2 separate regions of the Homo sapiens genome follow, and region 2 is linked to region 1. Evidence: chromatin loops called from intact Hi-C (ENCODE). Cell type or tissue: Caco-2. All regions are shown on one strand. Each heading gives the region's core, and the rest is flanking DNA. Links, peaks and the distances in the headings are about the cores only.

Region 1 (6,382 bases), core at 1,727-4,226:
ATGTGTGTAAAAATATGTATATTTACTTTCAACACCTTAACAGCAGGGATAATATTTGGCTTCACATTTTTCTCTTATATTGTCCAACAAGAAACCTCATTATTTTTTATCAGGGAGCTGGCAGCTAGTCATCAATTTCAACTAATCAAGATGCTTCAAGTAGTCTGGAACGTTTTTGCATTATTAAGTGCTTTAGCAGCACTTGGGACTTTTACTCTGCTATCCTCAGAATGATTTAGCATTATTATTTTTGAATAGATTCCCACGTGTTCACCTCTTTCAACTGAAAGTCCCTTGGTAGGGAAAAGAGCCACACAAACCACTTCCTTCTGACCCCATCAAGCAGCCAGATCCAGAATCACAGTAGCATCTAAAATAAGTCCACTTATGTCCATCCACAAAGAACAAATTGTTGTGGCCTAAAGGATTTTCATTGAGTAAATACTAAAACACTACATAGAATCCACTTTCCCATGACATCACATTTCCATCCCCTCTAGTTAATTAATGTCTGTTGATAGGTTGTGTTTTATACATTCGGATAGAACATATACACCATTGAAGGTTTTTTCCAGAAGCTTGCCTTTGAAGTACTTGATCCATGTACATCGTATCTCTAGCAAGATGGACTGTACAATGATATTCTGGTCATTGTAAATTTAGCTTAAAATCTTAATTCATTTAAAGCAGATCTTCCAGGAAGGACAATTTCTTTCTTATTGTCTGAGCGGGATAATTCTGATTCTCTCAACCTAGTTAAGGATAGTTATTTGTCCAAAGCAGCATGTTAAGGCAAGTATTAAGTGAGAATAAGGGAATTTTTAATGAATGGAAGATAAAAACTTATCCAAGCTGAGTGACTGTGAAATGGAGAGAACTTTAGAGTCCTAAGTGAAAACAGGTTATTATACATTAGAGGATTGTAAGAGGCTCACTCTGTTGAATGTCATGGTGATATTGAAACAGAAATCAAATATTAAAAAATACACAAAAATAGGCTTGCTCTATTTAAGAAAACTATAAAATCATAGATCATGGTATTTACTAGTTTCATATGACATGCCTCAGAAGACATTACTCCAAATTATAGCTCCTTGGCATACTGAGCAGTTTAAGCTGAAGGAAATTGAGAAAAACCACAGAAGCATGAAGGTCACTCTCTGATATGCTTCTGCCCTTCTCCCCTGAAGGAGATGATAAGACCCTCATTACCACCTTTATCTCTGAAGACACAGGGATATAGACAAGAATCTGTAAACACAAGCGTGGCTAAGTCGCCCTCCCCAAGTTTATTACCATTAGTTAAAACTCCTGTCCTCCAATCATACTTCTGCATGACTGTCCATGAAAATACATAGATCTTCTCATAAAACAGGCCTGGCACGGTGGCTCACACCTGTAATCCCAGCAGTTTGGGAAGCTGAGGCAGGTGGATCACCTGGGGTCAGGAGTTAGAGACCAGCCTGATCAACATGGTGAAACTCCATCCCTACTAAAAATACAAAAATTAGCTGTGTATAGTGGAACGTGCCTGTAATCCCAGCTACTCGGGAGTCTGAGGCAGGAGAATCACTTGAACCTGGGTGTCAGCAGTTGCAGTGAGCTGAGATTGCGCCATTGCACTCCAGCCTTGGTGACAGAGCGAGACTCCGTCTCAGGAAAAAAACCAAACTTTTGTTAAATGCATTTGTATACTTTTGTTAATGTGTCTTTTGTTACCGGAGCCTCAGCTTGCAATCTTGCAATGGGTGAAGAAAAAATAACATTTTTTCTCCCCTATACTAGAATGCATGGCTTCATCAAGGCAGACACTTTTATTTGTTGGAAGCACCACTGTATCCTTGCCCAGAGCCTTCCTCTAGGACTGGTGGCTCGCTGTAAAGATAGAGAAAGTAAGGTAGAGGAGATCAGGTCAGCAAAACTGGTCTACGATGGCTGTGTTGCTGATGAGGTAAATTTGTCTCCTGTATCTTATTCCTGTAGGTTGTTACAATCAAATTCCTTCTGTGGGGGCCAAGGGGAAAGGTTCACTAAAAAACCAACTTGCAAAAGGCAGGTTAATAGGAGAAAAGGCACAAATATTTATTTGGCGTGTATACACGGGAGCCTTCAGAATGAAGATAGATACTGGGGAAAATTGTTCATTTTTCTGGTTGTATTCAACAAAATATGGATAGCTGTGTAGAAATATGATTGGACAAAAAGAGTATGATCTAATGTTAATAGACTGAGTGAGGAACCGGGCAAGTCCTCTTTCCAGATTCTTCTTGGTGTCTCTGAGCATGCATTCCTTCCTTCTGGGTGTCAGCATGACCCTGTCTGGAATGGGGGCATTATGACCTACAATCAAACAAGATAGGTCAGATAATTTCTTTATGGCCAGTTTTTACAGAGAATATTTTTAGGTTTTATTTCTGGCTTTTGAGAAAAGGGTTCTGGTTTTTATGACCCACTTTCAGGAAGAATGATTCTCGTTTCTATGGCTAGCCTCTGGGGAGAATGGGCCCGAGAGACGAGAGGACAGGAAAAGGTCAGAGAAGAACTTTTGCTTGTGAGACTGCTGCTGAGGCTTTCATTTTGGGGAATTGTTTTCTGATCCCTAACTCTTCACTGCACGTGATTGTAAATATTCCTTATCAGACCAGTACATGAACCAGAGATTTCTATGTTGGGATTGAGAGGGTAAGGTACTTTGAAAGAAAAAGCACAAACTTGGAGAAAGAAATCTGTTTCTAAATTTGCCCTCAGCCCTTTTCTGGAAATCACCAAAAATGAATCTCTAGATGAATGGTGTCCAATAGAATTTTTCTGACCATGAAAATGTTCTATAATATGTACTGCTCTGTAGCTGCATATTAGACTTAAACTGACGGATCACTTGAAATATAACTAATGTAACTGAGAAACTGAATTTTCAATTTTAGTTACGGTTAATTAATTTGAACTTAAATAGCCACATGTGGCTAGTGGCTACTGTGTAGGACAGCACAGATCTCCATCTATGTTACCTGAAGTGGTGTGTTTATTGCTGGGGTGGAGGACAGGGGGTCAGGACAGTAGAGTACTTTCTGCTAATTGGTGCCGGGGTCAAAGAGGGCTGGTGCTGGGTCACAACACAGTACATAGCTTTTTGGAATGGATATTCTTTCAAATAAGGAAGTTGTGTTTTCTTTTACAAGAAGAAAGCAAAATCAATCTTTCCCTTATCACATAGTGGCAGGTCATTATACAGAACCCAAAGGAGGCTATAACAAATCGAGGGTTCCCAGAAGTGCATTTAGTAAGAGAAAACAATGAAGGTTTGTGATGTTTCAGATGAAAAGGGAGTGTTTGGCTTTCTTTGTCAAAAATAGCACTTAGATTTGGAACCATACCTTTGACCTTCAGATCTGATAAGGAAGATAAGAGGAATTTATTGCTAAACCTCAGATCTGTCAAGTCAGGGTCAGATGAAACATTGCATTCCTCTCTGATAAAGAAAAAAGCATTTGCAGAAAAAAGGGCCAGCTCCATTAGACCACACATGGAGATGGAGATGGGAAGAATTTCAAGCAGCATGCTGAGAGGAAGATAGGAGACCAAGTAGGGGGAAAATGAGCAATAGTTGGTTTACGTTTGTGCAAAGGAAATAAGAAATAAAATTAAGATTTTTGTATTTTTGTTTAGAACATGTCCCCAGAAAATATGGTTTCTCATCAATCACGCTGTTTGGAGTGAACAGAAGTACCCCTTCTGAAGGGAAATTTGGCAGTAATTACTCAAGAACCATTCAAATATGTAAATTTTGACTGAGCAATTCAATTTTTAGAAGGATATCATAGGAAATAATCTTAACTATGCAATGATACAGCTAAAGTCAGCTGAAGCAGCAGTTATTGCAACATTAATTATGGACAAAAATAATAATTGAATGTCTATCAGCAGAAGGTTGTCTGGTTAAATTATATTACTTCTGTACAAAGGAACATTATGCAATCAGAAAACATGTTGGGAGAGGCCTTTAAACATGTAACAATTTAATATTATATGCATACATACTGTTTTTCTTCATCAGTATTTTAAAAATATTCTTCATTACATTTCAAATTTTCTTAAATAATCTTTTCAAGTATATTAGTTTTATAATTAAAAGTTATTTTTTTCAAAATGTTAATGATATTTTTGTTTTTTTTGCCATCCAGGTTTTTCTATTCTATGAACTCCTTGTCTTGGGCTGTCAAAAAGATCTATTTGAATCTGTAAACAAGTAGAGATTACAGTGTGCAAAAAGTAATCCTTTTTGGCACCTCTAGTAAGCTCTGCTTCTTGCAGATCTCGGAGGATCTTAAGCCATATAAGCCATCACTAAAAACCATAGTTAGTGTGTAAGCTGCTTTATCCACTTATGATTTTCTTTTGGCTCAGGAGATTTACATTCTGCCTATTCATCACATTTACTAAGTAGAGAGCTATTTCACAGCTACCATCCTACAATTACTCCCTGCTGATTGTTTCCTAATTCTCCTTGGAGAGGTCTGAGTCTCTAATTGGATGGCTAGAGGAAATTATCCTCAGAGGTCATGTCACTATTCTGGTCAGTGAAAATTTGCAATGGATTTTCCAGAAAGTATAAAGTCTGGGCAGTAGAGGCCCACTGCCTCTGTCTGTGCAATGCTATTTCTGAATACAAGGAATTTTGGCTTCTCAATTCTTTCGAACAGTACTAAAGTAACACTAAAAAGGGTGAGAAAGAGAGATAACAGTACTGGAAGAGGAAAAAGAAGAAGAAGAGGAAAAGAAAAGAAAAACAGTAAGAAAAAAACCCAACCTGTATTTCACATATAATGGTCATGGGAGACATTAGAAGTCTAGAGTCATCCTTATTTGTTTTGATTGCTCACGTTGAAAACCACAGCCAATTTTCCAATCTGCCACCTTCACTCTAACTGGGTTAAAGTAGTATGCATTAGGAAGCTTTTGCAGAAATGAAATTATTTTGCCAGGAATGATCGCAGAAAGAATGTTCTCATAACGAAAGGCCATGTTAGGTCTTTCTCATTTCTTTTGGGGAAGCCAAATCTCATGAAACAACAACACATATATTCCCAGGAGTGACAGGACATGCCTTTCCTATCAGTGTCATGTGGGACAGAATGTACACAAGTCGTGGGAATATCCAGAAAGCTGAGTCTACTGCAGGAATGCTGATAGCTTAGCTAGACTTCAACTCATACCAATATTACTGTGTAATTTGCAGACTGTAGATATTTTCTTAAGCAGATTTTATCAGACTAAAGGTACCACTTGACACCCACACTCAGGTTTTATAATACAGGCTCTCAGGTAACTTATACCTCTGCACGGCGCATATACCATATATATAAAATCACTTGCTCAATATCTGTCTTTCTCTTTATCATTATAAGCCTCCTGCTTTCAGGAACTATGCATTTTTTGTTCACTCTTGTATTCCTTGGGCCTGGTGCTGTGCCTAGGACAGAGTTGACACTCACATAAACTCTGCATATTGAATGAATGAAGGAGGAGTGTTTGAGGGAACCTGACAAAAGAAGACCTCACTAAAATGGCATAAAGGGCAGTGCTGATAAAATGTCATGTCCATCACAAAGTACTACAGGTCTATTTGCTGTCACTCTCCATTAACCTGAAAATAATACTAGTTACCATTTATTGAGTAGCTACTATATATTCCAAGGTCTTTGCATACATTAGGCCATTTAATTCTGAGAATGCTACAAGGTAGCAATTATTATTTCATTTTGTAGATTAAAAAACTGATGTGCAAAAAATTTACTTAAGATCACAGCTGCAGAGCACATAGTAGGCTCTTAACAATGACTTGTCAAAAAAGGAATGCAAGGGAAGAGGAATTTAACTAGTCATTTTAACCTAAAGCCTATTTTTTTTTTTACTCATTGTATCCCACACCTTCCCAGATAGGAAATTTAGGTGAATCATATTTGTAGAATGCATACACCTATGTAATACTGAGCTAGCTACTGCTAACTAGGCTTCTGCAGAGATGGCCAGGATGCTTCTAGAGTGGTACTTAGGCCTTTTGCATCATGAGAAGACAGGGTGCTCAGAAAGATGGGATAAAATTCCACTCAGCTAAGCTTCCTGGGTGTAAAACTTAGGGATGAGTTTTTCTGTCTTTGAGAGTGAAACTTAATGAGAAACACTGCTAAGGGTTTCAGCATTTTCCTGACGGGAGTGAGGAGCAGCTCCACGGCAGCACGGTGGTAGAAACCAAGAACCCCCAAAGAGACAGCAAAGATGAAGTGGCAGTAGCAAGGCATGGCTGAGGCCAAGGCCACATCTGGAAGAAGTAGGAGAAACCATGGGCGAACAACTCCAACTGGGCTCATCTAAATCTCACAGA
Region 2 (4,356 bases), core at 981-3,480, 240 kb after region 1:
AGCAATTAGACCTTTAAGAGTAAGCTAATAGGTAAGTTTTTACTATTTTTACTGTAAAAATAACTGCAACATTATATTCTGATTTTTAAAGACTTCACTGCAATGGCCTTAAATATGCTGGTAAATATATGGAATGACTGAAGTGGAATATTCTAAAATCCCCCTACCCCCAAAAAAGACAGACTTATTTTTAAAAAATTGGGAAGGCATCAGATTCCTGATCCACAGAATTACATTTTCTGGGGAAAATGCTTTTTGATATATAGCAGAGAGACAAAGAAAGAGATAGTAAAAAGAAGTATTGAAATGAGTAGAATATCTCATTCAATTGTGCTAGATATGACTTTTATTGGCACATTTAAAAGGGTAATATTAATGTTGCTGTTTGTAATTGGAAAAATAGAAATGTAATTCTTGAGGCACCGCTCCAGTTTATCCTTTTGGGAAAACTACTAAGTCATTTGTCTTTACTGATTATATTTCTTTTGTAAAATATGTTTACTGTTTTGGTGCTTCCATAGAGAAAAGGATAAGATGATTAATAAAGTTATTTAAAAGACTGAAGGATAGTAGCATGCCAGCCCGAATACTTTTTATTTTTAAATATCAAATCACTAGTGCAGATGAGCATGTTGATTTTTTTTTTTAAGAAAAGGCTACAGAAAAACTACTAGATAAGAATTTCTTGAAGTTTCTTTGGATCTTTCCCCACATTAAGCGTCCATAGGAAGAAGAGTAAATATTTATAACATAGTATCTCATCCTTGTATAATAATTATATTGACAAAGGAACAGAAGCAGAGTTTCTAGCTAGTGTTTTTGACTAGTATTACTGATTATTAAACTATATCGAAGGTATAGTTTAATGAAATAAAAACTATACCCAAGGAATGTCATCATTCTTCAATTATTCCATTCGTCTTTCTCTGAATTTACCAGAAAGATATGCATTCCTCCAAATTGTTTATAAAGTAAATTCCTAAAAGCAAGCCTATATTCCCAGTAAATTATTATATGCATTAGAGACATGCTTATACAAAATGTTTTTTAGCCTCACAGAGGCAACAGACAATTTTTTTTTTCACTTGGAAGCTTCCACTTGCCACAAGTTTGTCCCATATACTCATGTTCATTTCAGAGCTAGAGACAGAGATACTAATATAGTTAGAAATACAGACACTCCAAATAAACACGTTAGAAATAATATCCTTCCTTTTTATTATCCTGAGTATAAAAACAACTCCAGAATAGCAAAAGTTCAACCTGAGGGCATTATATCTACAAAGAGAAAACGAATCTCCCTTGCTGTAATTCCACTTTGCTCCCCACTGCTCTCTTCACCATTTTCTTGCAGAAGAAATCCTCTCATCGAGGCTAGTAATATTCAGAAATTAATGGGTCTTTAAAAAAATAAAATTTGTGCTCATAAAAGTAGAGAGTAGAATTGTGGGTATTAAAGGCTAGGAAGGGTAAGGGGGAGGAGACAATGTAGAGAAGTTAACAGATACAAAATTTCAGCTAGATAGGAGGAATAAATTCTGGTGTTCTGTAGCACTTGGGGTGAATAGGGTTAATGATAATTTATTGTGTATTTTCAGAAAGCTAGAAGAGCAGAGTTTGAATGTTCCTCACACAAAGAAATGATAAATGTTTGAGGTGATAGTTATGCTAATTATCCTAATTTAATCATTATGCATTGTAAACACTTATCAAAATATTACTCTGTATCCTATAAACATGTACTATAATGTGTCAGCTAAAAAATTTAAAAAGTAATTATTGTTTTTTTCCATGTTATTTCAAGTAGTTATCAACCCATGGGACAGCTTGGCCACAGATAAGATCTCAGGCTTTAGAGTAGGGCAGCTACGGGTTTGAATTATGACTCCCGCACTTATTTAGCTCAATGTTCTTAGTGACTTATTTAACCTAAGTTTCAGTTTTTCTCATCTGAAAAACAAAGATAATCACAATTCAGAACTCACACTCTTGCTGTAAGGATTAAATGACAATATAAATAAATTGTCAGTAATTCAATAAATGTTTGCTGTGACTATGATGAGATATTGGAGCTAAAAGATGCATGAGAGCTCATCTAGGACATCAAATAGCTTAACCAATATTAGATGCAGTTCTCTTAATTCCTAGGGTAGGAATTATGCACTGTATCAAACTCTTGCACAAAAATGTGGTCTGTGCAATTTTAAACTTGGTGCTAGAGGTCTAAAGAGAAATTAAATATTATAACTTCTTGAGTTTTGTAAGAGATGATATGTGGGTATCTGTGTCTGAGGGCAGGTTATGCAGTGAGAGGACTGCAGTCATCTTTATAAAAACTGCTTATTTCTCAGGATAGCTTCTTAGTCTTCTCAAGCCAAGGGCTCTACTGCTTCTTAAATATAGAAATATCATTCAGTCCTACACTAGATTCCTGTCTTCAGGAATCTATATCTTAAGTCCCAGTAAAAATCCTTTACAGGCCAGAGGTCTCATTTGTGAAAGTTCTTTTTCCTCCCTAGATTTTGCTTACATAATTTATATGGTTTTTTTTTTTCAAATCCTCAAAGACAAGTATGCAGAAGTAAGATTGGGGCTATATTTCCAGGCAGGTTTTAGCATTTAAATTTTCCCTTCTTGTAGGAAGAATAACCCCCACCTCCCAAGATGTCCACATCCCAATCCCTGAAAAATGTGAATATGTTAGGTCTCATGGTATGACGTTTAATATTGAGTGTCAACTTGATTGAATTGAAGGATGCAAAGTATTGTTCTTGGGTGTATCTTTGAGAGTGTTGCCAAAGGAGATTAACATTTGAGTCAGTGGACTGGGAAGGGCGGACCCACCCTCAAGCTGGGTGGACACAATCTAATCTATTCCAGCACAGCCATAATAAAACCAGGCAGAAGAACATGGAAAGATTAGACTGGTTTAGTCTTCTGGCCTACGTATTTCTCTCATGCTGAATGCTTCCTGCCCTTGAACATTGGACTCCAAGTCCTTCAGCTTTGGGACTTGGACTGTCTCCTTGCTGCTCAGCTTGCAGACGCCCTATTGTGGGACTTTACCTTGTGATCCTGTGAGTCAATACTCCTTAATAAACTCCCCTTTATACATACATCTATCCTATTAGTTCTGTCCCTCTAGAGAACCTTGACTAATACACATGGCAATGATGAATTAAGGGTGCAGATGGAATTAAGATTGCTAATCAGATGACATTAAAATAGAGAAATTACCATGGATTATCCAGTGGGCCTGACATAATCACAAAAGAGTCCTTAAAAGTAGAAGAGGGAGGAAGAGTCAGTAAAAGATATGTGATGATAGAAGTAGAATTAGAAAGATGAACTATTATTGGCTTTGATGATGGAAGAAGAAGGTTCTGAACAGAGGAATGAGAGTGGCCTCAAAGCTGGAAAAGGCAAGAAAGCATGTTATCACCTAGAACTTTCAGCAAAGAATGAAGGCCTCATGACGCCCACGCTGATTTTAGCTAGGTGAGACCTGTGTCAGACTTGTGCCCTATAGAACTATAAAATAATGTTTGTGTTGTTGAAGCCAACAGTAAGTAATTAATCTAATTAGTAAGCAATCACATATATATGATTACTTACTAATTAGATTAATTATATACTATATATACGATTACATACATATATATGATTACTTATTAAGTAATGATTACTTAGTAATCATATGTATATAGATATACATATATGATTCCCACATTTAAGCAGAGGTACATAATTCAATTAATCATGTGATTAATTGAATTAATTATGTACCTTAGCTTAAATTTGGGAATTTCCCATGTACACAGCCAATTTTTAATCATATGACTATGATTTAGACAGTCATCAGTAAGGGACTTTTGTTAATAAAAACACATAGGAATAAACTGATTACTATCTCAGCTCTTAGTCACAGCTCAAAATGCACCTTTGACCAAATTACCAAACCCATTCTTTCTCTCAAATTTCCAGATGAGGTCTGTAATCCTACTAGCACACATCATTCATCATGGCTAAATTTATAAATTATGAGATTCAAGTGAAGGAATAAGATGGTTTCTTCCTCCATGGAAAGAACAGGATGAAGCAGTAAATGAATGTCTAATATGTTCCAAGTATAAGGAGCTTTAAAAATATCACATTAAATGCCAACAATAATCTTCATAAACATGTACCCATTTTAGAGATGAGATAACTTGGTCCAAAGAAATTAAGTCACTAAAGTTCATGTAGACAGGAAAATTTAGAGCCTGGATTCTACCTTAGGCATTTTGATTCTGAGCTCATGCACTTCACCACTGCCTAATCTGCTCGACTGTACATGCTCTCATACAATGAGCTGTT

Evidence for each region. Peaks named below come from ENCODE experiments on the same cell type or tissue, not always from the same donor. Only the 100,000 strongest peaks of a DNase experiment are listed, where the experiment ranks them.
Region 2: a loop joins it to region 1, with 2.4 times the contacts of the local background. A loop is called at or near these places in 2 of 110 quality-filtered maps.

What each region holds. Positions count from the first base shown.
Region 1 is chr11:106,458,976-106,465,357 of GRCh38, forward strand. No RefSeq gene overlaps it. Among named protein-coding and RNA genes, the nearest start is that of LINC02719, 330 kb to the left of the region's middle. RefSeq lists an enhancer at 2,561-3,760. In Caco-2, for the core only: no CTCF peak of the experiment used is centred there; DNase peaks (open chromatin) are centred at 3,076 and 3,516.
Region 2 is chr11:106,700,160-106,704,515 of GRCh38, forward strand. All of the region lies in intron 7 of GUCY1A2 (guanylate cyclase 1 soluble subunit alpha 2), which reads right to left. Among named protein-coding and RNA genes, the nearest start is that of GUCY1A2, 320 kb to the right of the region's middle. In Caco-2, for the core only: no CTCF peak of the experiment used is centred there; no DNase peak of the experiment used is centred there.